Linked DNA regions of Mus musculus: all the other regions are linked to region 1. The links are chromatin loops, found by intact Hi-C in ENCODE. Cell type or tissue: heart. All regions are shown on one strand. Links, peaks and the distances in the headings refer to the core of each region. The heading gives the core; the rest is flanking DNA.

Region 1 (6,328 bases), core at 892-5,891:
GCACTGGCAGGCAGATCCGTTAGAACTCTGCATCCCATTCCTGTCTCTTACTGTATATTGTGAACATACCTTTCTGAGTTGAATGAAAGATGCAGAGTGTAACTGGTGTGACTGCCCACAGCCACTGCTTCTCAACAGCCTCACATATCCTAGATATACAATAAATGACAGAATGTCCCCTAATGTATTGGGTTCTCACATGCATTCCTTCTAAGATTGCTAGAAAAGTGCTAAGCAGAAATGATTGTCCTTTAAGCTCTAATCCAAAGATGGATCTGAGGAAACAAGGACAGCAGTTTGTAACTACTCAAAATTTAGAATTCACAATGTAATGTGTCTACTACACACAGCTGACAAAGACTTACTGAACGCTTTGCATTATTCCTGAACTCTGAAAACTAATTTCTTTCTACTCCAATCATAAATTTATATAAGGTAGTCATAAACATCTCTAAAATTAAAGTGCCCACCTGTCTGTCTGTCTCTTATCTATCATCTATCTATCTATCTATCTATCTATCTATCTATCTATCAATAATCCATCTATCCGTCAATCCAACCTATCTAAAATCCTTCTATCTCTTCACCCATTTACCCTTCATGCATTTGTTTACTTAACTCCATGATGATTCTTCTATTCCTTGCTACTCAGAAAAGAGGCCATTACGAAAGCCACTCTATTGAGGGATACCCAGGGCTTCACTTTTCAGCTCATAGCTTCAGTTGTGTCATGACACTTCCTACTTTCCCAACTACACTATAATCTAATCATTACTGTTAGAAACTCTGATCTTATCTAGATATCAATCAATGGCCCCACTACTAGATACATAAAATACTGTTGGACATAAAACAGATGTCCAGTGAGAACAACCGGGTGGTGACTATCTCCTCCCTCAATCTGGAGCCGGCTCCTGGTTCTTTCCACCAGTTTGCCTGCTGTACCTTAGTGTTGGTTCTGCATGCTTATTATTATTTTGGATCTTATAGATTCTAGAGGTTGGCAGTTAACCAACTATTTGAAATGGTAAGTGTCATTGCTCTTTTAACATATAGTTATCCTTTTTTATGGATAATCTATTAAGATTGATCTTACATTATAAATGTGTTTTATATACATTTATTCTTTTGTTTGAAATTTATCTAAGTTGAAGAAGTATGTTCCAAGCCTTGGTTAGGTTAAGATTCTCTGCTAAGCACTGTGGAATCAGTCACATAGTTGTTGGTATAGGAGTGCCTTAAAATGTACAGCAGCCATAAGTACCTTTGATAGTGGTAATCAACATACCCCTGCTTATGCTTTTCCCTACATGATTTAAATGAACTAAACCGCATGCATTCGGTATCTGAATTCTATGTGAACTAACATACGAGTCAGAATAAAGAAATACAAAGAGAGGGTGTAGGAACTGTGAGGGAAGCTTGCTTTGAAGCCTGGTGATGAAGGTCTTTATATTTGAGTACATTGATAAATGTGGAACTTCCAGCAGTTCACTATCGTGTAGAATGTATTCATTTGGTTAAAAAAAAAGGCACACAATGAAGTCAGAAGTCAGGGGTCTAACACATATATACACACATACAGTGCCTTCATTGTATAAGCTGTAAACTCTACTGTAAAGTCTGTTAGTACGATTAGGAAGTGGTCTACTGACAAGCAGAGAAGCAGACTCTGTAGAGTCTGTCCAAGTCATCAATTTGGTAAAACTAGGTCGGCAGTTACAGAGATTACAGTAAGTGCTCTCAGAAGTCCATCTCCATCCTTTCTGAAGATCAGAGAGATAGGAGGAGAAACCAGGGTACGTGGCACACCATTTCCTTTGGTAGTGAACTTTGCTTGGATTTTTTTATTACTAAGAATAGTAATAGTATCTTATGTCAGAAAACTGCTTCCTTTACAGGCAATGGTCCAGGCCACTGTCATTTTTGACTTTCAACGTCCAGTTTTTGAAGGGCTTAGCTAAGTTTATACACGTAACAGCAAACCCGTGTTCCGAACCCATAACGTTCGCCATAAAATTAAGGGAAGAAGTTTCTCACTTTTTATGTCTGGCTTCAGAATACACATATGGTCACATCAATGCAGTAAAATGTTCCATGTGGGTGTTAAGAGAATCTGATAAAACAGCATGAATAGTAAGCATATCCACGCCAGCCCACCGGATGGGTAAGAGGTCCAGTGGGTAACACAAAGGGCCTCTGACTGCTCGCTCGCATGGCCACTAATGAGTTTTTGACCTGGTTGGCCAGGATAGAACTTTTCAAAGGCACACATAGTTTTTCTCTATCCTAATAGGTATATGTGGTAAGCGTTAGAAAGTGTGATATCCTATGCTGACTCACCCAAAGCGAACACCCTCAGCCAGAGCTTTGCTTGATACAACTCAAATCCTCAAAATCAACTGAAATTAAATAAGATTCTGGGGGGGGGGAAGGTCAAAGTTCTGGTAAAAATCATAACTTCACATAATAATTTTGATGCATATTTTCATTGAATAATAAGTAATAAGTACAGATTCGCCACTTACTACAGTCCCAGAAGTGAGTGTGTGTGTGTGTGTGTGTGTGTGTGTGTGTGAGAGAGAGAGAGAGAGAGAGAGAGAGAGAGAGAGAGAGATGGCGTGGGGTCCAAGTCCTTCTACTGAACACTACATTGTCTCTGTACTGATGGGCACGCTGGGGTTGCAAACAAAGGACCGAAACTACAATATACTGTGTAGTACATCAGCTTCTCTCACCGCACCTGATGGTTTTATTTCATTTACCATTGTAAATTTCACTGTTTCTCAAAAATATCAAAGGTAAGCCTAAAGTTATGAGCAGACTGGAATAGAAAATTAGTGGAAGACTTCCCTAGCCCGTCTCATTCCAAATGACCTAAAGTTTTCTTGTTCTCAGTGGTAATGGGAATCACATAAACTCTTACAAGCTAGTGGGGTCCCTCTGAAAAAATATAGACCTGTGATTGATATGCTTGCTCTGATACAATCTCTTTCCTTCCTTATTTTTAAGAGACCTCAGTATTTTTATTTGTAGAAATTCAAATAAAAGAATCAATAAGCCTACAGTCCTAGAATTCTAAGAATTAATAGGAGGGAAAAGAGTTCAGGGCTCAAAATGGCACTTAATCACTGAACCTAAGCTGTGTTAATACTTTTTAAGATTATTTATATAATGTTAGATATATAGTATAAATGTAAAATATCATGTATGATCAAAGTGTACTGAAAATCATAAATCTTAAAGTCAAGTTAAATTCCATGCCCATTCCCTGGGGTATGGAAATAAAGCACGTTACTTATTGTTAACGTTAGCAAACTATTCCTTTCTGAAAGACAGGAATTTATCAGTTTCAAGGATATGTTAGGAGCTGAATGGAGGCTGTGGTAGAGGAAGCACTTGGATTCATGTATGGAACGAGTCCACATATTGCTTGAGTGTTTGCCTTTCCGGGCATAACTGCAGCTGAACAGTCATTAGAAACTGTGTGGCTCTTTCTTCATCTTCTCCAACAGCTTTACTCACCTTTAGGTCCCGATGGACTACGCCCATCTGATGGCAGTGTAGCACAGCCTCCAGGATCTGCTGAATGCAATGACTGCATGCAAACACCAGGGGGCGTGTGTTAGTTCCCAAGCTTACACTCACTGTCTGTATACCCTCAGAGAGACCGGGTTAGAGAGCAAAGCTAGCAGACAACTTGTGTTGTGGTTGACCTCCTTCAGTAATAGAAACACATTGCTCAAGGAGAATGACTACTACCTCGGAACAGTGAGGATATGACCAGCCAAGAGCCATGATGAGAATCTATGTGGACAATATCATTTTGTTCTAGAGCTCATTTCCTGGTTATAAATTCTTCCAGAAAACGAACAGGAACACAAATGTTATCTCTGTAGTTGTGGTATGCTATCACTTTATCCACATAAAATCTTTGCCAATTCTTTCCCATTTTTCAAGTATGGTTCTAAAAGTCCCAATAGCACACAAGGCACCATTGGATTTAAGTGAGGACGCGTCATGAATTTTTGACAATCATGGACTTCTTGAGCTGCATGCAGTCTAGCTGGCAATCATTACCCTTTGCCTGGGGTTTGTCAGGCTCAGGTGAGCAATGTGTAGCCAGTCGTCCTGCTTCAGCAACCCATGGCCTCAGAACAGAAGTGGTGTTTAAATCTACAGGCGGACATACATCACAGACCAAGTTCATTCCAGGCCAATGCTGGACAATTCAGGAAAGCCTGCCCTCTAATCGCCTCTGGTAATTTACTGCTTGGAAACGGCGTGCCGTATTGATGTTGTTCTTCCCTTCCTGCTATGATGTATATGTAGCCTGTAGATGAGCAAACTGAAAAGGCAGCATGCATTGTCATTCATTATTCATTTCAAGATAGAGTTGGGAAAGGCATTTTGAACACCATTTGAAATGCAGCCCCCCGACCTCTGCCCTTTCCCCAGAAGAATAAAACCAAAGAAACTTCTTTGATTCAGATTTATGGACTCCATATACTGACCTTCAGGTCCCTGTGAACTATGCCATTTAGGTGACAATGATTTACACTCTCTAGAATCTGTTGTATACAATGACTGCAAAGATACAAGGGCAGAATGGGAGGGAGAACATTTTAAAGGCACATAATCACATTGGATTAAAAAAAATAAATAAAATGAAGGTTCCAACAAAACAAAACAAAACAAACAAACAAAATTATATTTATTCACACTTTTCTTAGCTTTACACCAGCATTTAAATAACGTTGAATAAAGCTAAATCTGATTTTTACTAAAATGACATCCAACATAGAATTTGTGACATAGTCAGACAAAACAATTTAAGCTGTGCTTCCTCTTGTTGGTCTACAGATAAAAGCAGAGGTGAGAGAAATTGAGGTTCATATTCTGAAAGGAAATTGGATGCTTTAGTTCCCAAAATGGTCTGGAAAGATTATCTAGAGATGCCCAATTTCCATGTGCTTGTCATACACAATCCAAACTGTTTGAGATCTGAGGTCACAAGCAAACGGGTTGAAACGAGAGGGTAGACACAGACGAAGTGGTAAGTGAAACAGGGATTTCAAAAAAAGAGGAAGGACACACGTACCAGTGATTTAGAAGGGGTGCTTCCTGTACGACACAGGGATAAGAAAATGAATGCAAGCTCCAAGAGGAGACGGGGGAACAAAGTTGACCCATGACATAAAATAAACTGCTTACTGTAAGAAGACTCTGGGGAGGGGCAGAGGAGCTTACAAAGAAGTTTAAGATCCTCTGGGGAACTGGTAACTGTGAACTCTATTTCCACCCACCCACTCTAGAGAAGGACCCTTTACTTATTGCCATGTTAAAAGGCACCAAGGATGCTACTCTTACTAGACGCTTACTAATTTCGTCAGCTGCTAATCAGATTAGAGTAAATCTTTTGCCTGGCAGCCCCAAGTCCCCAATAAGCTGTCACCTGACACACAATAACGCAGAACACACCACACTGACACGTCTTTGTACACATTGACTGTGCAGTTCAAACCCAAGTACAAACTAAAGGGTGTCCTCTGAATCAAGGAAAAGTGGAAACCTGATAACATTATCAGCCACTTGGATGACATTCTACAGCAAATTACTGAACTGCATAAAAGCAATCACTGTCCCATTCTTAACAATACAAATATCAAAAATGCCCATGACAACTGTGATTTTTTGGCTCCAAATTGGTTGATATGGCCACCTAAAGCTGCCTCACTGAAATGCATCGACTGCATAGTTTATTTAGTCACTCCTCATTATTTTTAACTGTGTGGTTCTCTTATCTCAATGTGAATGCCACACTGTTTTGTAATATTTCTGTTTTGTCTAACACTAAAAATAACATACTTGGTCTATGGCAAAAATTTTTAAAAATTAATATTAAATTAACTATTATCCTCTTTATTAGTGAGGATGGATTTTAGTCCTAAGTTCTTGAGGGCTAAAGCCAATGAAGTTTTAAAAGGTTGCGAGGAGACAGCTTCTTCATGGTCGTATCTGGCAACAGAATTATTATTGATTTCATGTGGGATGTTTATCCTAAAATTTTTCTAGAATTAGGAAAACTTGTGGGCTTTGTCTTGTTATTTAAACTTCTGGCCACCATTTAAAATCATCTCTGGTTCATTTCAACCACAAGTGTTCAAACAATATGTTTATCATAACTTGAAAAGGTAAAATAGTTAAATTTCCTCTACATGTCTTTTTCCTTTTTAGATGTATTTACTTTATTTTATGTGGGTGAGTGTTTTTGGCATGTAGGTATGCACACGTGAGTACTTGGTGCTCAGAGAAGTCAGAAGAAGGC
Region 2 (6,328 bases), core at 738-5,737, 200 kb after region 1:
TGGACTACAGACCCATCTATCTATCTATCTATCTATCTATCTATCTATCTATCTATCTATCTGTCTGTCTGTCTGTCTGTCTGTCTGTCTGTCTGTCTGTCTGTCTGTCTATCTATCTATCTATCTATCTATCTATCTATCTATCTATCTATCTATCTATCTATGCAGCTCCCTCTCTCAGTTAAAGATCTACCAAATACACAGCTACCACAATCCTACTGTTAGATCCCCAAAAATCTTCAGAACAAATGGCTAACTGAAGTACCTGTTAACATATCAAATCAGAGCTGGCTGCCAGGCTCTTTCAGCAAGTATCTGTTACACAGTCCTGGCTCTTCTCAGCAATTCTCTTACCTTAAACTGCACCCTACCATAAACTTCTCTAGCTCTTTCCTTACCCCAGTTTCTAGTTCCTACCTAACTTGGCCCTTTTGGTCATGCGATTTCTTGACTTCTTGGTTCTTCTTTGCCCTCTTGGCTCACTCTTGGCTCTTGATCCCCTCTCCAGGCTCTCTCTCTTCTTTTGCTTTCTTGCCTAACCCACCCACCACCTCCATGACTTGGTCTACTACTCTGTTGGCTAAATTCAGTCTCTTCCAGATGCCTCTGGCTGTTCTTTCCCTCATATCTATCATAGAAACCTCTTCAACCACACCTTGGAGCAATCATGTCTTCATTTTCATTCAGCTAACACATATTTAAACAGAGACAGTCTCCCCAAAATCTGTTTTACTCCAGGTGCCAAGATGAGTTGCCTACCTTAAAGCTCAGACACAGATCCACTGGGACACAGCACATTACGTAAGTTTAAATCTGCTTTTGCACAGAGGACCTGGCTTTGGCCATTAGGATTGGTTTCTCTTTGCAAGTCTGAATTCCATGCTTTCATGAAGGACCAGGATAGAAAGTTATGATGAGAACTTTTTCTGCATCACCTTCCTCTCTGCCTTTGCTCACATGACTTGCCTATGGTCAGAGCTGCATCTTACATCTTTAGCTGATTGCCTAACATTTCTGGACATTAAGAAGCCAGCTCCTGGAACTTAGCTAAGGAGAACTAGGAAATTCACTCCCTAGGGGTTTTTGTTGCTAGACAATGAAACTAAGTGTTAACACAGGAATATGGATATTGATGTTTTGAGCTAGTCTGAATCTATTAGTTCAGATTCAAGAAATGGACATTTCTGGGCCAGCCAAGTGTTTATTTTGTTGTAAATTGCGATTATAACTGTAAGGAAGAAAACCATCTTAACACACTGCCAAGAGTGCCGTCTCTGGATGTTGTCATGTGCAATGTATGCCTGCAAACATGTGACTACAAAGACACTCAAATGAACTATGTACTCCGGTGGGTGTGCTTCTTGTCCACAGCGATAAAGAAAATAAGAGATGGCTTGCTGTTCCTCCAGCTGGAAGAAAAGTAAATACAGACCCAAGGATGGCTCTTCAAACACCCTAGATGCTACAGATAAGAAAAATGATAGCTTTTCCCACACTCAGAGAAGTAAAATAAAACATAACAAAACAAAACAAACTTCAGAAATTAAAAACACAAACCCCCACATCGTTGCCAAGGCAGGGCCTTTTAATCTTAAGTCAGTCTGTTTCTCTGCTGGTCCAGCCCTCAGCCTCAGCCTCAGCCTCAGCCTCAGTCTCAGCCTCCAGCTTTGCATTTATTTTTTATTTTATTTTGTTTTGTTTTATTTTATTTTATTTTTTTCAGTCTGGGTTGTTTTGGAAGCTTATCATCCATTCTTTTATACCACTTCTCTAATTCTGTGTTTATAATGTGCTCCAAAGAAGGAGGGAACATTTTCTACTAAACAACACAGCTTATTGTCCATCTTGAGAAAGCCATTATACACAGAAGTGAATGAAAGTTAGATTTATTCTATGTGCAGTAGGAGGAAATCCCCTCCTGTGTTCAGTTCGGTAAATTCAGGAAAGATTTGTCCGTTGCTGGAACCCTAAGAGAATTAGAACATGAAGCCAATTCCAAGGAGAGCAACGTAGAAGCAGAAGAAAGATACTTTGTGTATGCAAATGTCAATTCAATATATAGGCTATAACTGGAATCTTATCAGGCTTTGCCAGTGACTCCTAAGATATTACTTTTAAACCACTGTTTACATAACTAGGCAAGCGCTAGGCCCTGGGTTTAGTTATCAGCTCTGAAACAACAACAACAATAACAACAACAACAACAACAAAAGAAAAAAAAAGAAAAAAGAAAGAAGAAATAAAGAAAAAGAGTAATAACTTTTGTCCCAGAGAGGCTTGTAATTCAGAACTAGATCATTAGATCATCAAAGATCTAAGAATTTGCCAGCTTGCACTTCTTTTCATGCTTGACTTTCTATTTTGCATGGCAGCAAATGACAAGGTTATACAGGTGGCTTAGTCACTATGCAAGACTGTCCAGCTGAGGGACACGGTTTCTGCTAGCCGAGCTCTGAACCCTCAAAGCTGAGCTGACCTAGCAAGAGCACCTCTCTGAGTTTCTAAAAGAAAGCATATGGCCAGAGTCCCCATCAAATTTGCCATGGGTTTGAATGTTTTGAGTCTAACTCATGCCGTTACCCTCAAGTGAATACGGTTCAACCTTTAACAAGTTCAAGTTTGCTTGGATGTGCTGTTTTGTGTGTCTTACCTCTGGTTCAGAAGGTATGGGTATATGAGTTTGTTTGGTTTTGATTGCAATTTGTATAGATTTTGAAGGAAAGAGTATAATTCAGAATAGCTCTTCATCATTTTCCTATTTCAGATTGTTCTCAAACATGAAAAATTTCTAACACTAAATTACTTGTGATGTTTATGCCAGAATGGGAAATATGCCAAAAACGTGGAAATGATCTAGATCTAGAGGAAGTGCTAGGCTTCTTTTTTGCTATGTGTAGAAAATCCTTTATAGGTGAGCCACGCATTTTCAAGGGATTCTGAGATCCATCTCTTTTTCAGTTACTAGTGGTATGATTGGTTAAAAAAAAATAGTCTTAGATTTCTCTTCAAAATTCTTACAAATTCTTTATGAAATTTTCAAATTAATCAAATAAAAATTCAGAGCTCCTCGCTTAAATTGAGTTTCATATTAATAATAAATATTATTTAGTGCAAGAATGTACCTGTGATAAATTGCACTGAACACACACATACACAGAAACACATACACACATATGTGTGTGTATAAATATATATATATATATAAAACATATATATGAACACATACACACACAGATATATGTATATACACACACATATATATACCACATACATACCATATATATATATATATCTCCATTGTCTGAAATTAGCGTCTTACTGGAAATTATGTATTTTATCTGATAGCCCTTCCTTTTTCTTTTTACAAGTTGAACCCTATACTATTACTGTAGGTGACCAAAATATATAGCCCTAAAGAAAGAGTTTTGCTTAGAGGCATAGATGTGGGGGTGCTCTCTGTTCTTCATTTATTTGCCCCAAAGGACATAAATTAGTAAAGCTTAGTAAAGCCTTAGATCGATACATCTGGAGAAGATACCAAAAGGACCTACATGAAGTGGCTTCACCTGCCATTCCCTTGCTTATGCCGAGGTTGCTGTCCACAGTCTCTAAGTTGTTTTCCTTTGCCTTCTTATGTCTGTAAAAATGTGCTGTTTTGGGGGCTGAAAAGATGCCTGGCTCAGTGGTTAAGAGCACTTACACTCTGCCAGAGGGCAGGAGCCGGCTTCCTGGTACCATGTTGGGAAGTTTACAACTACCTATAGGTCCAGCTCTGAGTATCTAGTGCCCTCTTCTGGCCTCTGAGGGCACCCACATTTGTGGCATACATATACACATAAAATATAAAAATAAAGAGAAAATGCTTAAAAAACACAAGTATATAAACTGAAAATAAAAACCATTTTTCTGAGATACTCACTCTCTGGATGTCTACTGTGCACATATGAAGTAGACATGTTAAGGTTTTTTGTTTATTTTTTTCCACTGGTTACTCTGTCCTCACATACAAAGAGGGTACAGTCTATGGGTACAGTTAAAGAAAAAGCAGCAGTCCTCTTCCTCACATTTCTAGATGTAACTTAAGCTGGAAGATGTAGTCAAGAAAATCAAAACAGACACATGAAAGTCATTAGTTGGTGACTTACTTAAGATATAAGTGAATACTTACTTACTCTAGATGAATAAAAAAGGCCTATGGGGTTTCCTTAAATAGCATGAATTAAGAATAACAGGTTACTTTGCTTTCAATAGTACTATATGTGTTTTCAATAGCAGTGAAGGAAGAATGTTTTGTTTTAAACATAATTGAATACACAAGCTAACTTTCTTTTCAGAGTGTCAAGAAAACACAGAATAGAGCCACCCATTATTATTATTTTAATACTGTTTTTATTGCAAATATTATAATGCTCTTAAATCAATTACATAGAAGTACTGCAATTATCTATAGATAGTCATTTAAAAATAATCTGCTTTTGCCTGTTATCAAAACTAAAGAGGGTGATTGGTCTCTCATTTTTTTAAAATTGCAAATGTTGTTTAACTTAAAATCTGAAGGATATCTGCCTTATAAAGTGGTGTGCAACTTAAAATTTGTCATTTAATAATACAAAACATACATGTGGACTCAGAATAATCATGTAATTCCAGTAAGAGTATAATCTTTGTAATACATTAGATAAATCTTATTTTCCTTTATTACTTAAAACTAAAGCCACCACGATTAGTTTTGTACGATCAATAAGTACTTTATTGTTTCATGGAGTATATTAGTCAGAATATATAACTTAAATTTAATTTTTTTTAGCTGGGCAGTGGTGGCACATGTTTTTGATCTCAGAACTCAGGAGTCAAAGGCAGGCAGGATCTCTGTGAGATTGAGGCTCGCCTGGTCTGCAGAGCAAGTCCCAGGATAGGCAAGGCCTCACAGAGAAACTCTTTTTTGAAAAAATAAACAGCAATAACAATAACAAAATTTACTTGTTTTTATAACTACTAGCAGGTCGTATTATGATAATGTTAATCAGGGTTCTCTAGAGGAACAGAACTGAGCCGATAGAATTAAGATGTATTAAAAGGAGATTTATTAGCTTGGCTTACTAGGTAACTAAACAGTGGCAGTTTTCATACAGGAGGGGTCAGGAAGGGGCCCAGGCTATAACTGCCTCAGCAGTTACTATTCACCCCAGGGCTTGGAGGACCTAGAGAGCCACTGAGGCTCGGTCCATGTTGCAAGGCTAAACAATGTGAGTCCTGATGTCAGTGAAGAATAGCAGCAGCTAGGACAACATCAACAATAGATAGACTCACCACTTAGACCTGAGAGCAAGCAGCAAAGAGCAAAAGCTTTTCCGTGGGACGGACTTCTGCATCTCTCTCTCTCTTATATATATATATATATATATATATATATATATATATATATATTTATATATATATACACATATATGTACATATATACACATACACATACACATACATATACATATACATATATATGGTACTGCCCAGATTAAGTGTGGGTTTTCCCACTTTAATTAACTTAATTCAGAAAGTTCTATACCAGTCTTCCTGGAGACTTGTTTCTTGGTAAATTCCAAACCCAGCCAATCTAATCACTAAGGTTAACTTCCCTGTGATCTAAATCAAATACTGTTAGATGTAAAGTAAAACAAGCAAATTAATTAATTAAAAAAGCACTGTTAAAAATGGTAGCTTAAGGGTTTTTATTTACCTCCTCTGAGTAACATGCATAAGGTGGTAACAGCTGTTCTTCACGCCTATATGATATACAACAAATAAAAAATAAATGTAATTTTTTTCTAAACTTTTGGATACAGTTTCAAGACAGGAAGACTAATATCCATCTTGGGTTTGTGATTTGTGATTCTCGGTTTTACTAAAGATAAGCATCAATTTTAAGAATTAACTGGAATTGCTACTCAGCATTGTTTTGTGCAATAAAGAGTTCACCATTAACTGTGAAACAATGCATACAAGGATATAGAAAACATCACTTACCTTTGGATAGAAATACTTTTTGTAAGTAGTAGTAATGTTTCACTGACTTTGACAAGAACTCAGCCTTGAAGAATGCCCAGCAGAGTCCATCACTGGAGGGTTGGCAAAATGTCTGATTCCTTTTAATATCCTAGGAGTCCTCACAACCCTTGAGGCAAGCAAGGCCTCTGGTGAATTTTGCAAAGAGAGATCAGGGTAGGTTGGTCCTAATTACCATTTGATGAGTTTCTCAGACAGTCACAGTGGAAGATAATGCAGTTGAAGTGACACTTGGGGGTAAAAAATGGATAACTTTAAAGTACTTGTG
Region 3 (6,328 bases), core at 732-5,731, 130 kb before region 1:
TATATAAAGAACTCAAGAAGGTGGACTCCAGAAAATCAAATAACCCCATTAAAAAAGGGGGCTCAGAACTGAACAAAGAATTCTCACCTGAGGAATACCGAATGGCATAGAAGCACCTGAAAAAATGTTCAACATCCTTAATCATCAGGGAAATGCAAATCAAAACAACCCTGAGATTCCACCTCACACCAGTCAGAATGGCTAAGATCAAAAATTCAGGTGACAGCAGATGCTGGTGTGGATGTGGAGAAAGAGGAACACTCCTCCATTGTTGGTGGGATTGCAGGCTTGTACAACCACTCTGGAAATCAGTCTGGCGGTTCCTCAGAAAATTGGACATAGTACTACCGGAGGATCCCGCAATACCTCTCCTGGGCATATATCCAGAAGATGCCCCAACGGGTAAGAAGGACACATGCTCCACTATGTTCATAGCAGCCTTATTTATAATAGCCAGAAGCTGGAAAGAACCCAGATGCCCCTCAACAGAGGAATGGATACAGAAAATGTGGTACATCTACACAATGGAGTACTACTCAACTATTAAAAAGAATGAATTTATGAAATTCCTAGCCAAATGGATGGACCTGGAGGGCATCATCCTGAGTGAGGTAACACATTCACAAAGGAACTCACACAATATGTACTCACTGATAAGTGGATATTAGCCCCAAACCTAGGATTCCCAAGATATAAGATACAATTTCCTAAACACATGAAACTCAAGAAGAATGAAGACTGAAGCGTGGACACTATGCCCCTCCTTAGAATTGGGAACAAAACACCCATGGAAGGGTTACAGAGACAAAGTTTGGAGCTGAGATGAAAGGATGGACCATGTAGAGACTGCCATATCCAGGGATCCACCCCATAATCAGCATCCAAACGCTGACACCATTGCATACACTAGCAAGATTTTATTGAAAGGACCCAGATGTAGTTGTCTCTTGTGAGACTATGCCGGGGCCTAGCAAACACAGAAGTGGATGCTCACAGTCAGCTAATGGATGGATCACAGGGCTCCCAATGGAGGAGCTAGAGAAAGTACCCAAGGAGCGAAAGGGATCTGCAACCCTATAGGTGGAACAACATTATGAACTAACCAGTACCCCGGAGCTCTTGACTCAAGCTGCATATGTATCAAAAGATGGCCTAGTCAGCCATCACTGGAAAGAGAGGCCCATTGGACTTGCAAACTTTATATGCCCCAGTACAGGGGAACGCCAGGGCCAAAAAGGGGGAGTGGTTGGGTAGGGGAGTGGGGGTGGGTGGGTATGGGGGACTTTTGGTATAGCATTGGAAATGTAAATGAGCTAAATACCTAATAAAAAATGGAAAAAAAGAGAAGTAAATTAACCTTCAACAACAACAACAACAACAAAAATGTCCAACATCCAGAGAAATGCAAATCAAAATAACCCTGAGATTCCACCTCACACTGGTCAGAATGGTTAAAATCAAAAACTCAGGTGACAACAGATGATGATGAGGATGTGGAGAAAGAGGACCACTTCTCCATTGCTGGTGGAATTGCAAACTGGTACAACCACTCTGGAAATCAGTTTGGTGGGTCCTCAGAAAATTGGACATAGTACTACCCGAGGACCCAGCTATACCACTCCTGGACATATACCCAGAAGATGCTCCAACATGTAATAAGGACACATGCTCCACTATGTTCATAGCAGCCTTATTTATAATAGCGAGAAGCTGGAAAGAACCCAGATGTCCCTCAACAGAGGAATGGATACAGAAAATGTGGTACATTTACACAATAGAGTACTACTCAGCTATTAAAAACGATGTATTCATGAAATTCTTAAGCAAAAAAAAAAAAAAATCATCCTGAGGGAGGTAACCCAATTGCAAAAGAACACACATGGTATGCACTCACTGATAAGTGGATATTAGCCCAAAAAGGTCCAAATAACCTTTAAAGAAAACCAACATTAACACTGTAAGATAATCTTCACCCTCTTAATTTGGAAACAATTCCAAATTTCTTCACTCTTAGTAGGGGAAATGGGGTGCTCAAGTTCCTGTAGGTACACAGTACAAAAACAGTGCCTTTTATACTTAAATACACATAAAACCCTTTGACTCAGCAGCTCTATCTAAGAAATTCATTGATGTCACTATGTGAAATATACTATAGTATCTTTAAAATAATAGTGTAAAAACCCTTGTGATAGTTTTATATCTTTAATAGGATGTAGAATAGCATGTAGATTTAACTAGAAAATGTGTATTAGTAAGTGCTAGGGAAAATGTAGATGGTGTATGCATATTTTAAAATATATTTTACACTGTCACTGTGATTGATTGGTAAATCTGTTGTCATTTGTTCCCCATGGTTCTGTGGAAAAGGAGGCATTCCAGGTCATACGTAACCTCTGGTTAGATTTAATTCCTCTCTCCTTGCCTGCCCGCTTGCCTTCCTTCCTTCTTTCCTGTTTTCCTTTCTTTTCTCCCTCCCTCTCTCATTCCCTCCCTTCCCTCTTTCTCCCTGCTGTTCATCCCTATCACACGCTGTGATAGTATATGCTCCTTCTATTATATATATAAGTAAGCCTAAGTAGATAAGCACAGTTGATAAGGTATTATAAACCCATAACTAATATTTTAGTTTTAGACCAATATAGAGATTAGTCAAAAACAGAAAAACTTTGTAAATACATTTCCCCCAAATAGGAACGTGTGCTATATGAGTTGTATGAAAAGAACTTAAGCTAAAACACACATAGATAACAAGCATAGGGAGGAGTTTTAACTTTGGAGTCCAATCTATAAAGACCAATAAGATTGACTCACGTGAGCTCTGTCTCTGAAAATCTTTTTTTTTAAAATTGGTATAGATGAGGTTTTTCCCTGCCTCTACCACTAGAGGACAGCAGGCGATTGGACATCTGCAGAAGGTCCATGACTGCTTTTGTGACCAAATTGCCCACCACACACACAGGCTCACTTTTCTAGCTCACAGTTCTCTTTGTAAAATGTGGAGTGGATTGTTGACCTAGTAGCTCTAACATCTCTGTACACACACACACACACACACACACACACACACACAATTCACTTACACATTAACTATTAAAAATTTAATCAGAAAACCAACAACATTTTAACTCAAATCTGTAGAGATGGGCTATTCTCTCTCTCTCTCTCTCTTTTTTTTTTTTTTTTTTTTTTTTTTTTTGGTTTTTCGAGACAGGGTTTCTCTGTGTAGCCCTGGCTGTCCTGGAACTCACTTTGTAGACCAGGCTGGCCTCGAACTCAGAAATCTGCCTCTGCCTCCCGAGTGCTGGGATTAAAAGCGTGCGCCACCACGCCTGGCTTATTCTCTTTTTAATAAAAAGTGCATCACTAGGAATGAAGAGAAGGTTAAGTAAGACCCCTTGCTGACAAGTCTAACAATCAGAGTCCATTCTCAGACCCCACATGGTAGAAGGAGGGAACCAACACCTCAAACATGATTTCTGACCTCCACACGCACCACACACACACACACACACACACCTGGAGAGGAAGAAGGAGAGGGAGAAGGAGAGGGAGAGGAGAGAGGGAGGAGGAGGGGGAGGGAGAGGGAGAGGGGGAGGGAGAGGGGGAGGGAGGCAGTTATTGAGACCTTTCTGTCAGTCAGCTACTGGTTCAAGCACTTTGCTTATGTTGTTATTTGCACAGCAAGCAGGCAGTTTCTCACTTATAGAGGTAAGATGGGTAGGGTCAGAATAGCAGTGCCACATTGCCACAACTCTAGTCTTCTAGAAACTATCTCTCCAGTGATAAAAAGCCAACCCTAATGTCTAACAAATGATAATAATTATTTCTGTCTGTTGATTCCCTAGTTTTGCTTTTATAGAAAATTATTTTCTTGGGCACTTGTCAAGGAAGCACAGTCACTCTACATATTGGGTCTTCAGCAGTGCATTTTTTACTAAAAAGAGAAAATAACTCATCTCAACAGATTTGAGAATGTTGCATATGTAACATACCCTGTTACGTATGCAATATGTTCTTGACATAAGAACACTGATGTGCATTCATCAGACAATTATATTGATCCCCACTAATTGCCCTCCTCCTCCTCTTCACATACATATGGACTGTGTACTCCTTCTCTCTCTCTCCTCCCTCTCTTTCTCTTACACACACACTACAACACACAGGCATGCCTGGGGTGTCCCACCCTTATCTCCCCACCCCCTAGCCTTGCTTCCTCATACCTCATTGCAGTTCACAGGCAAGTTGTTCTGGGTGCATACCTCTCTCCATACTGAAGAAGCAACAGTGTAACTACTGACCTGTGCTTATTTATTATCTGATTTAATGTTGGTAGGACAGCTCATGGACTGACTCTTCATATGTGTTTTAATCATCATTTCATTAACTTATGCCCTGATCTTTATTTCTCGCTATGAGTTTGGGTTGCTCTTGTCTTTCTAAGAATTCAAGTTGTATGATTGGATTGCCTTGGAATGAGTAGATCCTGAAGTCTGATAGTTTAGTTTCTACGATCAGAGATGTAAACTTTCTTCTTGGGGATGCTTTAGTTGTGTCCTATGGTTACAGTAAATTGTGTCCTAATTTTCATTTGATTCTAAAACTGTATTTCTTTAATGACCCTCTAGTTATCCAAGAATGCTTTTTATTTAATCTCAGTCATTTGTGTAGTTTACATAGTTTTGGATTTTTAGTTTTAGCTTACGATGATCAGATAAGATAGCAATAATTCTTTCAATCTCTTTGTGTTCCTTAAGGCTAGCTTTGGGCCTAGAATGTGAGCCGAATTTGAAAAGGTTAGATGGGCTGCCGAGAAGAACGTGTATTCCGAATCTGTTGGTAGAATGGAATATTTTGTATACACTGACTAGATCCACTTGACCTGTAGTATAACTCAAGAGTCTCTTTATTAACTTTTCATTTATAGGATGAGTTTAAGAATGAGTAGATCCTGAAGTCACACACTTTTGTTGGGGACTGGTTCTAATGCTTCATCTCAATTCAGCTCCAAAACTCGGGCTTCCAGACTCTGAAGGCACCTGCTCCCAGCTGGCTTTGATTGTTAATAAAGAATTACAGTATAGCTGGACAGGGAGATGGAGGTGGGACTTTTAGATTGCTCTGGCAAGGGACTGAGTGGGTAGAAGACCAAAGAGAATCACCGTGATGGGAAAGCAGAGAGATTAAACTTAAGGTCCTGTCCACACGTAAGAATCAAAGTAAATGACCACAGGAACTACTCCCCTGACTGGGTCTGGGATAGCAAAGATAAAATATAGATTTAGAAAATGTTAACCAAGAATTTCCAGAGTGGAGTGTGTGTTAGTCACTGGGAGTTTCAGAAAGTGCCCAGCCACTGAGCCAACAAAGCGTATTAAAAATATCACTGCATGTATGTGACTGTCATTCACAAACCCAGAGCTCTGGAGCGTGGCTAGAAGCACATTTGACCCGCTGGGAGCTCAAGGCAGATTAACTGTTTACCACTACACACTTTTTTTGTTACCAGGACATATCAGACCTTTTTCTGTCCGTTAATCTTTATTTTATGAAGTGGGTGCCCCAGAATTCAGCAATACACATATATAATTGTTATATCTGTGTGATGAACTGTTCCTTTGATTAACACATAGTGGCCTTCTTTCTTCAACAACTTTCAATTTGCCATCTGTTTTGCCACCTATCAGAATAACTACATCAATTGTTTGGCTTTGTTGTTGTTGTTTAACAGCTTCAACTCACTTCATAGATTGTGTCCTTCCTTTGACTCTCAGTGTGTGGGTGTGTTTGCCAATGAGTGAGTTTCTTAGAGGCAACAGATAAGTGAGTCTAGTTCCCCCCCCCCCCCCCCCGTGAGTCTAGTTTTTTAAGCCAGTCTTTATCTCGCTATTGGTGAACCAAACTGAGGTCATTTTCACTTAAACTATGTCTGAGGGATTGCCAGTTTCTCTAATTTTGTTGATTGTTTGCATAGTTGGTTGGATGGTTGTCCTTTTTCTTTCTCTCCAGTTAGCTTAATGAGCTACCTCCTCTCCAGTTAGCTTAATGAGCTGGATTTTATTGGCTCCTAGCTTTCCTTTATTTGTGTATTTTCTCATGCTGTTTATTCTTTCCTTACTCCTCCTGTGATCAGGTGCTGAGGCTCTCTTTCCTCCTCCTCTCACAGCATCTCCTTAAGCTTCCTCTCAGTGCTGTCTTCATGACCATCAACTGCCTTCTTTTGTGCTGGTATATCTCTCCATCTGTTTTCAGATAGCTGTGCTGGATATAGCCATCTTGTCTTGACAGGCAGACAGACTGAAATCCATTTAGAGCTTGGAGTGTATCA
Region 4 (6,328 bases), core at 533-5,532, 730 kb after region 1:
GTATTGTCAGGAGCCATCTAGGAAAGACTAATGCATGCAAATGAGTTTTCTAGAGATGGCCCACCATTTTTCATGGCCTGAGATGGGTGAGCTCTGAGATGTAAAGTCACCAGAGACTTCATCCCAGAAGTTTGCTGGTGATATGCCTTTCCTGTCACTATTACAAAGCCTAATAATGATACCGGGGCACTAGCCCATCCTATTAAGATTTCCTGAAGATCATTATGAAAATGTACTCTTATGTAATAATGCTGTATAAACGAATTGATGATTTCACAACTCTTGATAATGATTTCATAGAATGCTTAAAATAACACAAATAATCCCAAGCCCCCTATAGAATAAAGTTGCAAATAAAGCTCAGAAAACCTTCATACGTGATGGGCTAATTGTACTAAGAGAAAAAAGTAAGCTTGAAACAAATTTGTGATCAAGGTAAAACATTCGTTCTAGGTCAAGTCCAATGTCACAGATCAAATATTCAACCAGATCAAAAGGAAAACTTCTCCAAACTGAAGAAAGACATACTCACAGAGACAGAAGAAGGAAAAAAGACCATGGCAGACAAAACCAGAAGTTCTCCATGGCCTATCATAGTTAAAACACTACACAATATAGAACAAAAAGAATTGAAGCAGCAAAAGTCAAAACCTTAAGTCACAACATATAAAGGAAAGCGTATCAGAATAAATAATAGCTGATTTCTCAGTGGAAACTTTGAAAGCCAGGAGTTTGTGTTATAGAAAGTATTCCGTATTTTAGAACATGGGATATCTAAACTCTGGACTTCTCTGGGCCACATACACAAAGAAAAATCATCTTGGGTAATGCAGTAAAAATGAAATTTATCACTTGAGACCAACTGGCCGATTGATACACTGAATACATTCTCTCCATCCCTTCCATTTTGGCTAGGGTATTGATTTACTTTTTATAAGAATAGGTACATATTACTTGCAAGATTTTGGATTTTTCTCATGATGCTATAGTTCGCACCACTGCATTAGAATTTATACGACCTAAGATCCTTTGAAAGTCAATATCTAAAGCTTAATCACAGTAAGTAAATAAATATGCCTTTAAGAACAAAGTGTGGAAGTAAGATTGCTCCACAAATGTCATTCATTCTCAGTGACCCAACTGAATTTCTTTTTCTCATCCCTGCCACTCTGAGATCCCATCCCTCTAAAGGGAAAGATTGTCACTAAGAAACACATCACAATCTTTGTTAACCCTTATAAACAATCATTTCTCAAGTTCTCCGTGTTGCTTCTATATGTGAACAGAGAGTGAGAAGTAAAGTTATCACATTATCAGGTTTGTCTGTCTCTTTTCTTCTGGACAACATAGCACAAGGAGACAGGTAGGAGCGTATATCATGTTCTGATAATCACTTGGTCACCTCTTGGTAGACTACCATGTTCCACTGCTGTACAAAATACCACCTACTATATAATTTCTAAGCATGAGAAATTTGTTTTACACAGTCGTAGAAGATGGGAAGTCAAACATGAAGGGATCAGAGCTTCAGAGTCCAGTGGGGCCCACTCACTCCTTCCACAGTCATGCCTCTTACTATGTTATACATGATAGAACGTGGAAGACACAAGTAGGCTCAATCCATTTCCCATAGACTCAGTTCAGTTCCATCTCAGTGTCTCAACATATATCTAAAAGAATGCCTATGTACTATAGCTTACACATTGTTGGTTTGGGTGTTCAATAGAAAGGGGTAGTGACCATTTTCTGGGAAGGTGTTGGTCACCAGACCTTGATGGCTAGAATCTTCACATATAATGTTACAGGTTACAGACCAGGAATGAAGAAGTCATGCTCTCAGGTTTGTGAAGATGGTCAGTATGTTTCCTATTGTCAACTACTATCAGGTTCAAGAAACCACAACACTCAACTTCACCCTTCTTCATCACTTATCCAATATTTAATCACATGAGAATATAGAAGCTCATTTTCCTTTCCCTACTTTAAGACAATAGCAAAAACTATAGTGCATGGACAACAAGACCACCTGAAGCTACTGAAGTTTCTTGTCATTCCTTCTGTCTCATCCTAATTCCTGAAACTCCCTTTTTTCACTCATTGACTTCATGGCACATCTTATCTTGCATTTGTCCCTAATACTCTACCTGGAAATGTAAAGTGTCCCATTATTGTAGAATGTATTCTTCAAGGTACTTACTGATCTGGCACTACTTCAGATGTTCTGGGAAGATGCTGTATTCTACCAGATGCGATTTTTCTTTACAAATCCTGAGAAATTCTGGATTCTAGAAATGTTGAGAGCCAAAGATTTTATATAGATTGATGCCCTTTATTTACAAAACAAACTAAACAGACTTGCTAAGAATAAGGCTATGGCTGTTGCCTAAAACCACCACTTCTTTCCCTTATGCATTCACTCTTCCTTGAAATGCTTAGTCTTCCTCTAACCTATGATTGACCCACACATCCTGCCCAGGATTTACTCTTTAAGAAAACTGGCCCTTCTGTTCATGATATTTGCATACACATCTTAAAGGTATGATCTCTGTCCTTAATGTTTTTACTAATTCTGATTTGTTAGAATAGATTTACCATGCAAGGTGAAGATTTGAGTTTAGATTCCCAGGATCCTCATGACAAGCTCAGTGTGGCAGTGTATACTGTAATCCATCAAGACAAGTCACTCGCTGGGCCTTGCTAGCCAGCCAGACTAGCACAAGAGGCTAGCTTCTGATCCAGCGAGAAATCCTGTCTCAAATAATAAGAACAACTGTTGAAAGCTCCAAGATAGACTTCTTCTGCCTACAGGCACGAACATACATTTCATTTGTATCAGCACCCACCTGAACACTCACACCCTAACTAAAGAAAAATAAAGCAACTATCCTGTACTATTAGCATAAGGCAATCTTAAATTTTCTCACGTCATGCTATAGCAATTGCTCAGAGGAGGAAGACAGTGGGCAATGGAACAAACAGTGACTAGGATAATGTATTTTTGCCTACATGTCTCCCAAGGACTGCTCCTGAGAAAATCAAGTGGGTTTTAAAGTTATCTGGCATTATGGCTCCATCAAGTGGCAAAGTCGACAAGAAACTTTGGTAAATTTCTTAGTTCGAAAAATGCCTTGTTTAGTTTTTATGCTGCAGTTTTTCTCGGGGTCAAATCAAGTTCTAGACTGCTGCCAAATTTCTCCTTATGTGTGAGCCTCCCCTGAGTTCTTTTCAATTTGGTAATTCTGAGCATTTCATCTATGAACAGATACTATAGATTTTTGTGGGTGGACATGGGAGAAATCCTATTGTTTACACTTGGATTCTTTGAATACCTGTAAGCTTCCATTTGCCAGTGGATGTGTTATGGCTGGGCTTCAGATCCTTAATGACCTGTAGCCAGAGGCATCAACCCCATGGCATCTGGCTTTCCCCGGGTGGTTGCTCATATGAAGCGTTTGGTATGCACACGGCATTACTCAGAGCAACAGACTGAGGCAGAAAGGCTAAGAGAGGAAGCACAAAATGCAGGTCTGTTTTTTTCTGAACTTAATTCCCAAAGGAACATTGCTTCACTTTCCCTGATCTTAGCATCCGTTAGATAATAGCCACTTTGGACAGCCCACTCGGGAGGCTGGATCCTCAGAGTTGTCTTGAAGTTATTCCACAGGTTCCCTTTCTGAAAGGAGTACACCACTATTAGCCCAAGACAATCTGAAATTAATTTACCTTAAAATTGTTTACTCTAAAAATAATAATCTTACTGCAAACAATACAGTTCAGTATGTTCAAGGTAGCATCCGGATGCTACCTACATATATACATCAATTATTAATTCTACAGGCTTTAAAATCTCTTATTAGTTAGAAGTATTGTTGTTTCTATTTTTTTTTAATCTTTGAGAGTTTCCTATATGTAAACAGTGTTTTTGATCATATTCTCTCCCTATCATTCCCCTGTAACTTCCCTGTTTCCTCTTCATGTTCTTTTTCCAACTTAATACACTCTTTTTACAATCCATTTAGTTCATTAATTGCTACTTATGTGACCATAGGTTTAGGGCCATCCACTGAAGTATGGACAACTGGCTATACATATTAAATAAAGTTAAAAATTTAAAATACCATCATGTATTTGACCCACTAATGGACTATTCAGATGATTTAGCTACTCCCATATACATGTGTGGGCAGAACCTTAGATATTAATAATTATAGTAACACCATAGTTTAGAATATCTATATAAGATTTTCTTTATAAAAGTATGAAAAGAGTTGTGAGCTAGCTTATTTTTATCAAAAATAATAATTCCCAGTACATAGACTCCAATCTTGAAAAATATTTTAAGCTATATTTATTAAAATTTGGTTAAACATTTGAATTCCTTTAGCATCAATAGTGCAGATTAACTTTTAAAATATGCAAAGAGTAAACATTGTTGAAACATACTATGAAATAAATCATTAAAAAATAAATAGTACATTCACGTTTTCAGATAATACCATTGCAATAAGAGTGATTTTGCTTTGATCTATAACCAGAAGAGGGCATTAAGTGACTGTCCTAAGAAGAAAACCATTTGTGGAGAGACTGTTTTCCCAGACTAATGTATTACAGCATACAAGAACTACATGCTGAAATATCCTAAAATGTATCAGATGAGAGTCTGCTTTAAGACTGCAGTTTTCTTCCGAACTGAGAATCTCATGAGTGAATGGTTTAGTGTTACAAATAGCACTTTATCTGATTACAACCAAGGGTTTAAGACAGAAGGTACTTTATTGTCAAAATTCAGTGTCCTAAGAGAATCCTAGGACTTTCTTCTAGAATTATTATGAACAAAGTTGGAACTATAAAGTGGCTTTTACCAAGGTTGAGTTCTCCTCCATTGTCCCCTCTGAGACCAGCCTTTCTCTCTTCTCAGCCTTTCTTATGTCACAGGAGGGATGCAAAAAGGGAGATGGTTGCTGCTTAGTGACGTATTAAAGACACTGCAACTTAAAAATTTTTAAACGATGATCTCATTTTACAACTATTTGTATGTAGATGTGCTCTCCTGGGAACAGTAAACGGTGTTCACATATCTGATGGTGTCCATGGTAACCAGAAGAGGGTGTCATATTCTCCTGGAGCTGGAGCTATAGGCAGTTGTGACCCACCTGACTTGAATGTGAAAACCAAACTCTTCTGAAGTAGCAGGTGCTCTTTCTTAAACACAGCCATCTCTCCAGCCACAGAACATGAACATTTTTATCTCAAATGATGTTTCTGAAAAATGTTTTCTCCTTTTCCAAACAGAATCTAAATGATTCCCACAAGTAACTCTTCTCTCTCTCTCTCTCTCTCTCTCTCTCTCTCTCTCTCTCTCTCTCTCACACACACACACACACACACACACACACACACACACACACACACACTACACACTATCATGCACATACATACACCATAAAAGACTGAAAATTTGAGGGAGGGAGGGAGGGACAAAAAAAAGACTGAAACTTTAAAAAGATTTAAACTTTAAAAAAGCAGACTGCCACTAGAAAAAAATAGGTAGAAATAAATAAAACAGAATATGGTATGCAGATATTAACTGTGCATGGTGACAAGCACCTGTAATCCCAGAACCCAAGGGCAGAAGCAGGTGGGTGGCTGTGATATAGTCTCAAAGGAGTAGGAGGGGGAAACAAAACAGAGCAATAAAATGTTTGTGACAAAAAAGTGAGACCAGCTGTCAAGAGGGTTCCACAGGTAAACACTCTTGTCACAAAGCCTGAAAACCTGATTGCTGAGACCCACTCGGTGGAATGAAATAATACCTCTGTAAATATTCCTTTGAGCCCTACACATGCTCCATGACATACACACATGCATAGTGTGAACACACACACACACACACACACACACACATACATGAATATTTTTTTTTAATGAAAGACTTTTGCAGAATTAAAAAGAACATCAGGGTAGGATGGAAGAGGGCTACGTGGAAGGTAAGAACAAACTATGATGATGTATGAAATGTCACAATGACACATTATGTTTTAAAATTCAGATAGGGGAGCAAAATACCATATCTAAAGGTTTAAAACAGAAGAGTAATTTATTGTCAAAATTCCCAGGGTTCTAAGAGAATCCAAGTAATACTGACTTCAGGTCACGATAAAGCTAGGACATGGGAGTCCATTTTTCTCATATATAACATTACATAAATGCATCTGAGGACTTTTAATATTAGCTGGTTAGCTGAGAGAGACAGAAACTTAGTCAATGCCAGCATGACTGGATGATGTAGGGTCCTTTGAAGGCAGAGAGTGGTGCTGACTTTCTTCTC
Region 5 (6,328 bases), core at 776-5,775, 76 kb after region 1:
TGAGGTTTAGGAAAAAGTAAAAAAATTCCTCCAGCTTGGCAAGAAGCTGTGGCCCTCAGCAAGCACCCCGTAAGGCTTTGTTCTGACTCTTGATTCCTACAGGAAACTCTAAAGAGAGTACTACCCGAATATCCTCCCAATTTGTCCTGTACTAACTTCATTCACTGGAAAAAAAATAACTTAGATAAATACAGAGACATTCCAAGGATGCAAAGCCGTGTTATGGGTGAGACGGTGGGGAGGGCAGATCTTCTGGAGTGACTTAAAAAAGGAGACACTTTAATCTACTTTCTTCCCTGTCCCCAGACATCTTAATGACACTGAGAAAAAAAAATGCAAGCATAACATGATTAGTGAATATTGAAGCTATGCGTAGGGATTCAAATGATTGGTATAACATAGCTTGTGCCACAGTTTTAAGAACAGCTTGTGTGATAGTCTGTGTCTAAAGAGAAAGCTTGAATAAAGTCCTTCAGGTCAAGGACAATCCCACGTGTGAACAGAAGATAACATGGTTCCTTAGCCATCCCCAACCTATGCAAGACCTCTGGACAAACAAGAAAAGGAGGCTCCCTCACATCTCTGAACCACCCACCAAATTAGGAATGCCAAGAAAGGCTGGGGGTGACACCCAGAGATGAGGCTGAAAGAAAAGGGGGGCCATAGGCTGGGTATCCCAGGGTATCCCAGGGGTATAGCATGCCTCAAAGGCTCTAAAACCGGTGTCAAATGCCTAGATTGAGAGGGAAAGAGAAAAGAGAGTAATAACTACCCTAAAAGTAAAGGTAGGGAAAACACTGAGAAAGGTTGAGAAAATATGAAATTGCATGATCTGAATTTGCATGTATGTGTTTTGAGAACATATATAGAACCATTTTAGAATGTTATCATTTCCAATGTTAGGATTTTAGAATTTAGCTTGAGGAACTAAGGGCCTCTCTAAGAAAAGGTATTACCAAGGGAAATGATGCTGAGTTTGCAGTAGAAGATTCTTCACTCAGTAGCCAAGGGGAGTTCTAAAAAAAGGCTTAGCAGAGCAGGACTATGGAGTGTGTACCAAGGAGAAGAGACCAATTTATAAGCTATTGAGGAAGTTAGAGGGAGAGGAATTTGATTATATAAATCCTCAAGGAAAAAGAGGTGAACAGGCTGGACAGTGGTGGGGCACACCTTTAATCCCAGCACTTGGGAAGCAGAGGCAGGAGGATTTCTGAGTTCGAGGCCAGCCTGGTCTACAGAGTGAGTTCCAGGACAGCCAGGGCTATATAGAGAAACCCTGTCTCAAAACAAACAAACAAACAAACAAAAAACAAACAAAAAAAAGAAAGAAAAAGAAAAAAAAAGAAAAAGAAAAGGTGAACAGGAGAACACTGGGGAGTCTTCAGTCTAGGTACATCTCTAAGGCAAGGCAGAAGCCTCACAGGCTAACACAACCCCAGGAGCAGGTTTGGGTAGGGGTTCAAATCCATACAGTTTTCAGTATAGTATAATGAAGAAGGTATTGATACAATTCCATATGAATATTCTAGTAGGCAACAAGGAATACGTCTAGAGGTAAATGTCAAAGAGAAGAGTGGAGCAAGGAAAGCCAGAATGTTCATAAGATGCCCTTGGACACAGAGGAAGGAGACTAGAAACAAGAAAGTTGAGACAGAGGTGCAAGCTTGAAAACCCAAGTATTGTACAAAAGCCCCAAGAGGTAACTCACTTTTCAAGTCTAGAGGGACTGAGGAAGACTAGAACCAAGAAGGCCCCAGTGGACTTGGTACTACCCAGGAGGGGATGGAGTCACTCAGAGTACTTTCACTCAACAACAATGGGGGCCTGAGCTGAAGACAGACATTCGAGACAGGAAAGGCCTTGATACCCTATGGAATCAGAGAGTCCTGTCCAACACTCAGCTAGCAGTCTGTCTACTGTAGCCATGATCATCACCTGGTAGCAGCTACCGACATAGTTTTGACTTAGGGGCGATACTGTTGCTTCTTCTGGTCCTTGGAGATAGTCAAGACTCTAGAAAATATTTCACAGCTGACGCACATACCTAGTGCGGGCACTTCTTTTACAGGTTCCTGTGAACAGTCCAAGCTTCCCTCACAGGGCTGATGCTCCTGACACAGCTGGCACCCAACTTCAGTATTTTATGCAAATGAAAAGTAATGCTGTTACACAGAGCCCTGGGGGCCTTGTGCAGATGAGGAAGTCAGATCAAAATGTGAACTTCGGAGTCAAACAAACGTATTTGAATCTTGGTTCCACCCTCTGTAAACTAAGCAAGCTCAACCAAATTTAATTAACATCTCTGAGACTCACAGAGTCCCGATTTATATAGGCACAGGATCAGTTACTGACAGTGAACTGAGTTTTAAAAAATGGAGATTTGGTTTCCTGAGACATAGAGTAGTCTGGAAAGTAATAAGATAATTATATGAAATATAAGATAATTATATGAAATGTTCAGAATCAATACGTTTCAGGTTATTACTATCTAAAAAAAATCTACCTATTTTTCTTAAAGCTTTCTTCTTCCAAACAGAATAAAGAACTGGAAGTTTGGTACTCTGTGTAATTATGAAACAGATATTTATAAAAATAAAATACTATCAAAATATCTAATAATTAGAATACTGCTATAAAATAAATACAATAAAGTTATTGCCACTTATTAAAATTATTACACCATCTGCCCTGTGATAAACCATGAGGCTTTCACAGTGATTGTTAAATTTTTTGGTTTGCAAAATAAATACTAGACTTGGGCTACAATATACCCATGAAATAAAAGTGATATGCTACACTTTAAAATTAAGGACAAGGAAATGAAAACACCTCAACAAAACTATAAATTACTTTAGACAGGTTTCTCATGAAGAAATGGAGGGGGGGGTCTCTCTATGCTGCACAACTCAAGGATGAGGAGTGAAGCAATCAAAGAACTATGAACATCCAGAAAAAGAGAAAACATTACAGAAAGATCAGTTATACCGTGGTTCCTCAGTTTATAATCGTCCCAATTAGTAGTAAAATATGTGACATTTCAACAGGAAGGGATTCCTGTGTCCTGGAGCATACGCGGCAAACAAGGCATTAAAGTCCAATAAGGGCAGAGGACAAAAGAACAGGGTCAGAGGAGCTGTCACGGATCCAGGTCATCCACAGAGCTGTTTGTGAAGCCATGCGTGGATGCCCAGGAGTCCAGCCTGCCAGCGTACAGAATGAATTGCCCAGAGCCTCAGCAGTCCATTTCCAGCCTGAGCTGAGACAGCAGTATCAATCACTAGCAGTAGGAAAGGGACTGGAGCGGTGACAGGCTCTTAGGCCAGGGAACTCTGCAGCACAAAGCAAGAACTGTTCCTTTTCTGGCAGCTCACTGTTGCGATCGATGCCTAAGCCAGCGAATGCGTGTGAGTCAGAGACTCTCATGCTCTGCAGTGACCCCAGCAGCCTCTCTTCCACTGACCATCATCTGGTTCTGGGCCTTGATGTGATTGGCTTATTTCTTTTATTAGGGTAATCTTTATGCCTGGTAAGAGTGGACATATTCAGAGCTGTCTGCCTCTCTGTCTCTCTGTCTCTCTCTCTGTGTCTCTCTCCCTGTCTCTCTCTCTCCTTCTCTATCTCTTTATTCTCACTCCCTCTCTCTGCAACTATACTGAACATCCTGGTAAACTGCAATGAGTTTTTAAACTGATTAAAGTCAGCTTCATAATTTAAAAAAAAAAAAGGTTCAAAGGATAATAGGAATTGCCTTATAAGAAATTTGCAGATGAAGATGGATATATTTTCTTCTCTACTCTACAAGCAAAAGCTTTTATTATGCCAGGGTATTTCACTCTGGCTCATGTCCACTGCTGTCATAATGGGTTTCTGTTATATAAAGAGGCAATCACTCAATGAGGGCTATTCTAAATCAGTTCCATTAGAGGGACAACTGGGGAACTCCAGGGATTTGGGGAAAGGTGGGAAAGGAGAGAGCCAAAAAGAAAACAAGACATCAACAACACAATCAAAAGAAACAGGAAGATACATAAATAAGTAAATGCGTCTTCTTGGTTTCTAGGCCGAGATGGAAGTGAGTCTTTCAAAGGATGACGAAGTTGGCCTTAGTGATGCACAGGCCAGAAACTTAAAATATGAGAAAAAGGTAGAGTCAAAATTATTTTAGTGATATTGTATATATATATAAATTCCACAATCCTCTGAAACAAATAGCCAACTTATACAAAAAAAGAATTATGCTGGGCATGGTGGCATAAACATTTAATCCCCACACATGGAGACGTAACCGATCCCTTTAAGTTCCAAATCAGCCTGAACCACAGAGCGAGTTTCAGGCCAGTTAGGGCCACAGAGTGAGAAGTGAGACCCTGTCTTACAAACTACAACGAAAACAAGAATAGAGGAAAGCCTGGAGTGGTTTAGCTAAGGTTACACACAAAATTCCAAAGCCACAGGTGACCAGGAGGTGGTAACTGAGACATAAAGAGACTGGAAACAGACATCTACGGTAAACCTGGGACAGAAAATCTAGTGCCCGGGCAACTGGGAGCACAGCTGAGAGCAAAGCCACTAGAAGACAAATAAACCTGAGCAACTAAGGAAAAGCCTTTCAGGCCACAATAGACCTAGTAGAAACGGGAGCAGAACTAATGTACAAACTGGACTCGTCTTGCAGCATAGGGAGAATTTCAAATTACCCATGGAGTCAACAGCTTAGCTTCTCAGAATACATGAGGTGGCCAGGAGATACAAAGCTGTTTTCCTGAGTCAAGAGAGACTCAAGAATTCAATCCATAGCCCAGAACCCAGTAACCCACGCAGGAAAGTCTTCTAGACAATGAAGCTCAGATTAACCAAACTCACTCTACCATCTATGTTTGTAGAGCCATAGCCTGGCAATGGTTTCTCTCTCTCTTTTTTTTTTTAATTGCATGAAATTAATAAAAAATAATATTTCTAAAGATTTATTTCTTTTTATAAATATGTGTATATGGTTTCAAAAGTTTATATGTTCCACATGCATGTAAGTGCCCAAGGAGCCAGGAGAAGGTGTTAGATCTCCTGGAACTGGAGTTACAGGTCATTGTGTGCCCAGTTCTCTGCAAGAACAGTAAGGGCTCTTCACGGCTGAGCCATCTCTCCATCCCCTGAAGGATAATGTTTTATGACATATAAAAAATTAAATTTGGCTTTCAGTGTCTATCAATAATTCTGCTAGAATGCCATCGCTCTCGCCTTCCTCCAGGAAATGGTATGCCTGCTTTTGAGCAATGATCATTAAGAAAGTGAAACTAGAAAGAAAGCCCAGCCACCAAAGCTTTTGACTATTGTTAAGTGTGCTTCCTGGGAAAACCGAACAACCCTCACTTCCCAGCAGACTCCCAAAGTCCTTTAAAGGAATCACATGCAGCAGGGCAAGCCAGTCATAACAACAGTGAGAGGCAGCCAACTCTCTTTCGTCAGTGACTGGTTTTGTGATTTCATCTGGAGAGCAGGTTTTTGCTTTGAATAACACGACAGTCTATTAAGTGCTAAGTGTTTAAGAAATGTTCATCCGAGCAGAGCGGCATGGTCTATAATCCTAACAATCTGGAGACCTAAGTTCAAGGGCAGTCTGGGGAGGGGAAAAAAAAACAAACTATAACTTTAATTTATGGTTATGTTTTCTGAGATATCATTTAATCACTCCCCTGGAGGATGAGGAAGCAGCTAGCAGCTTTAGCTGTCCATCAGATAAAAGAGACTTTTCACTCTCCTGACAGGAGGACTCAAGCCCTCTATGGATTGTGGGAAGCAGCAAGAAGCACAAAATGGGCCCAGCCCAGAAAGCCAGCACCTTGGAAAATACCAGTAAAGGTTGAGGGACCGCTTATGAAGGGTGGGTACAAGGAGGTATGCTAACCCTGCTCCGCGCTCCTCGCTCCTCTTCATGAGCCAAAGCAGAGAGAGTCCAAAGCATTGCTCACGGGCTGCAATCTTCCCTTAGGTGTGGCTCCGCCTTAGGCCCCCGAGACATTCCGTATAGGCAGAAGAGAACCAGAAGGCTTTCTTGTGATTGCACAAAACAAGCATGTCACAAATCAAAGTTTATGTGGCTCTCTCAATTGTATTAGTAGGACTTTTTGTGACCTTTCTGAGTATCTAAATTTGAGCTTATAAAAATAAACAGGCCTGTGTGGTGACTCTACACCAGGGGCTATTTCAGAGATCAGTACAGAGGCAAATTCCTTCCTCCTGGGGTTTATATGCCACTGGGAGGAAAGCAACAGAGAAATAACTATATAATAACATGGTACATATAACACAGAAAAAGAATGGAAGCAAGGGA

The links. Peaks named below come from ENCODE experiments on the same cell type or tissue, not always from the same donor. Only the 100,000 strongest peaks of a DNase experiment are listed, where the experiment ranks them.
Region 2: a loop joins it to region 1, with 3 times the contacts of the local background. A loop is called at or near these places in 16 of 42 quality-filtered maps.
Region 3: it touches region 1 in a loop (2.2-fold over the local background); 3 of 42 quality-filtered maps call a loop at or near these places.
Region 4: it touches region 1 in a loop (4-fold over the local background); 2 of 42 quality-filtered maps call a loop at or near these places.
Region 5: it touches region 1 in a loop (3-fold over the local background); 7 of 42 quality-filtered maps call a loop at or near these places.

What each region holds. Positions count from the first base shown.
Region 1 is chr3:126,769,044-126,775,371 of GRCm38, reverse strand. It overlaps Camk2d (calcium/calmodulin-dependent protein kinase II, delta), which reads right to left. Exons shown (of 21, transcript NM_001346635.1): 6 at 4,515-4,587. Among named protein-coding and RNA genes, the nearest start is that of Gm15551, 100 kb to the right of the region's middle. In heart, for the core only: no CTCF peak of the experiment used is centred there; a DNase peak (open chromatin) is centred at 3,601.
Region 2 is chr3:126,573,570-126,579,897 of GRCm38, reverse strand. No RefSeq gene overlaps it. Among named protein-coding and RNA genes, the nearest start is that of Camk2d, 20 kb to the left of the region's middle. In heart, for the core only: a CTCF peak has its summit at 3,793 (motif pointing left); no DNase peak of the experiment used is centred there.
Region 3 is chr3:126,900,283-126,906,610 of GRCm38, reverse strand. No RefSeq gene overlaps it. Among named protein-coding and RNA genes, the nearest start is that of Gm25501, 100 kb to the left of the region's middle. In heart, for the core only: a CTCF peak has its summit at 2,879 (motif pointing right); no DNase peak of the experiment used is centred there.
Region 4 is chr3:126,043,293-126,049,620 of GRCm38, reverse strand. No RefSeq gene overlaps it. Among named protein-coding and RNA genes, the nearest start is that of Gm40146, 60 kb to the left of the region's middle. In heart, for the core only: a CTCF peak has its summit at 3,077 (motif pointing left); no DNase peak of the experiment used is centred there.
Region 5 is chr3:126,692,594-126,698,921 of GRCm38, reverse strand. All of the region lies in intron 3 of Camk2d (calcium/calmodulin-dependent protein kinase II, delta), which reads right to left. Among named protein-coding and RNA genes, the nearest start is that of Gm15551, 27 kb to the right of the region's middle. In heart, for the core only: no CTCF peak of the experiment used is centred there; DNase peaks (open chromatin) are centred at 3,251 and 5,371; H3K4me3 peaks cover 471 bases; H3K27ac peaks cover 1,609 bases.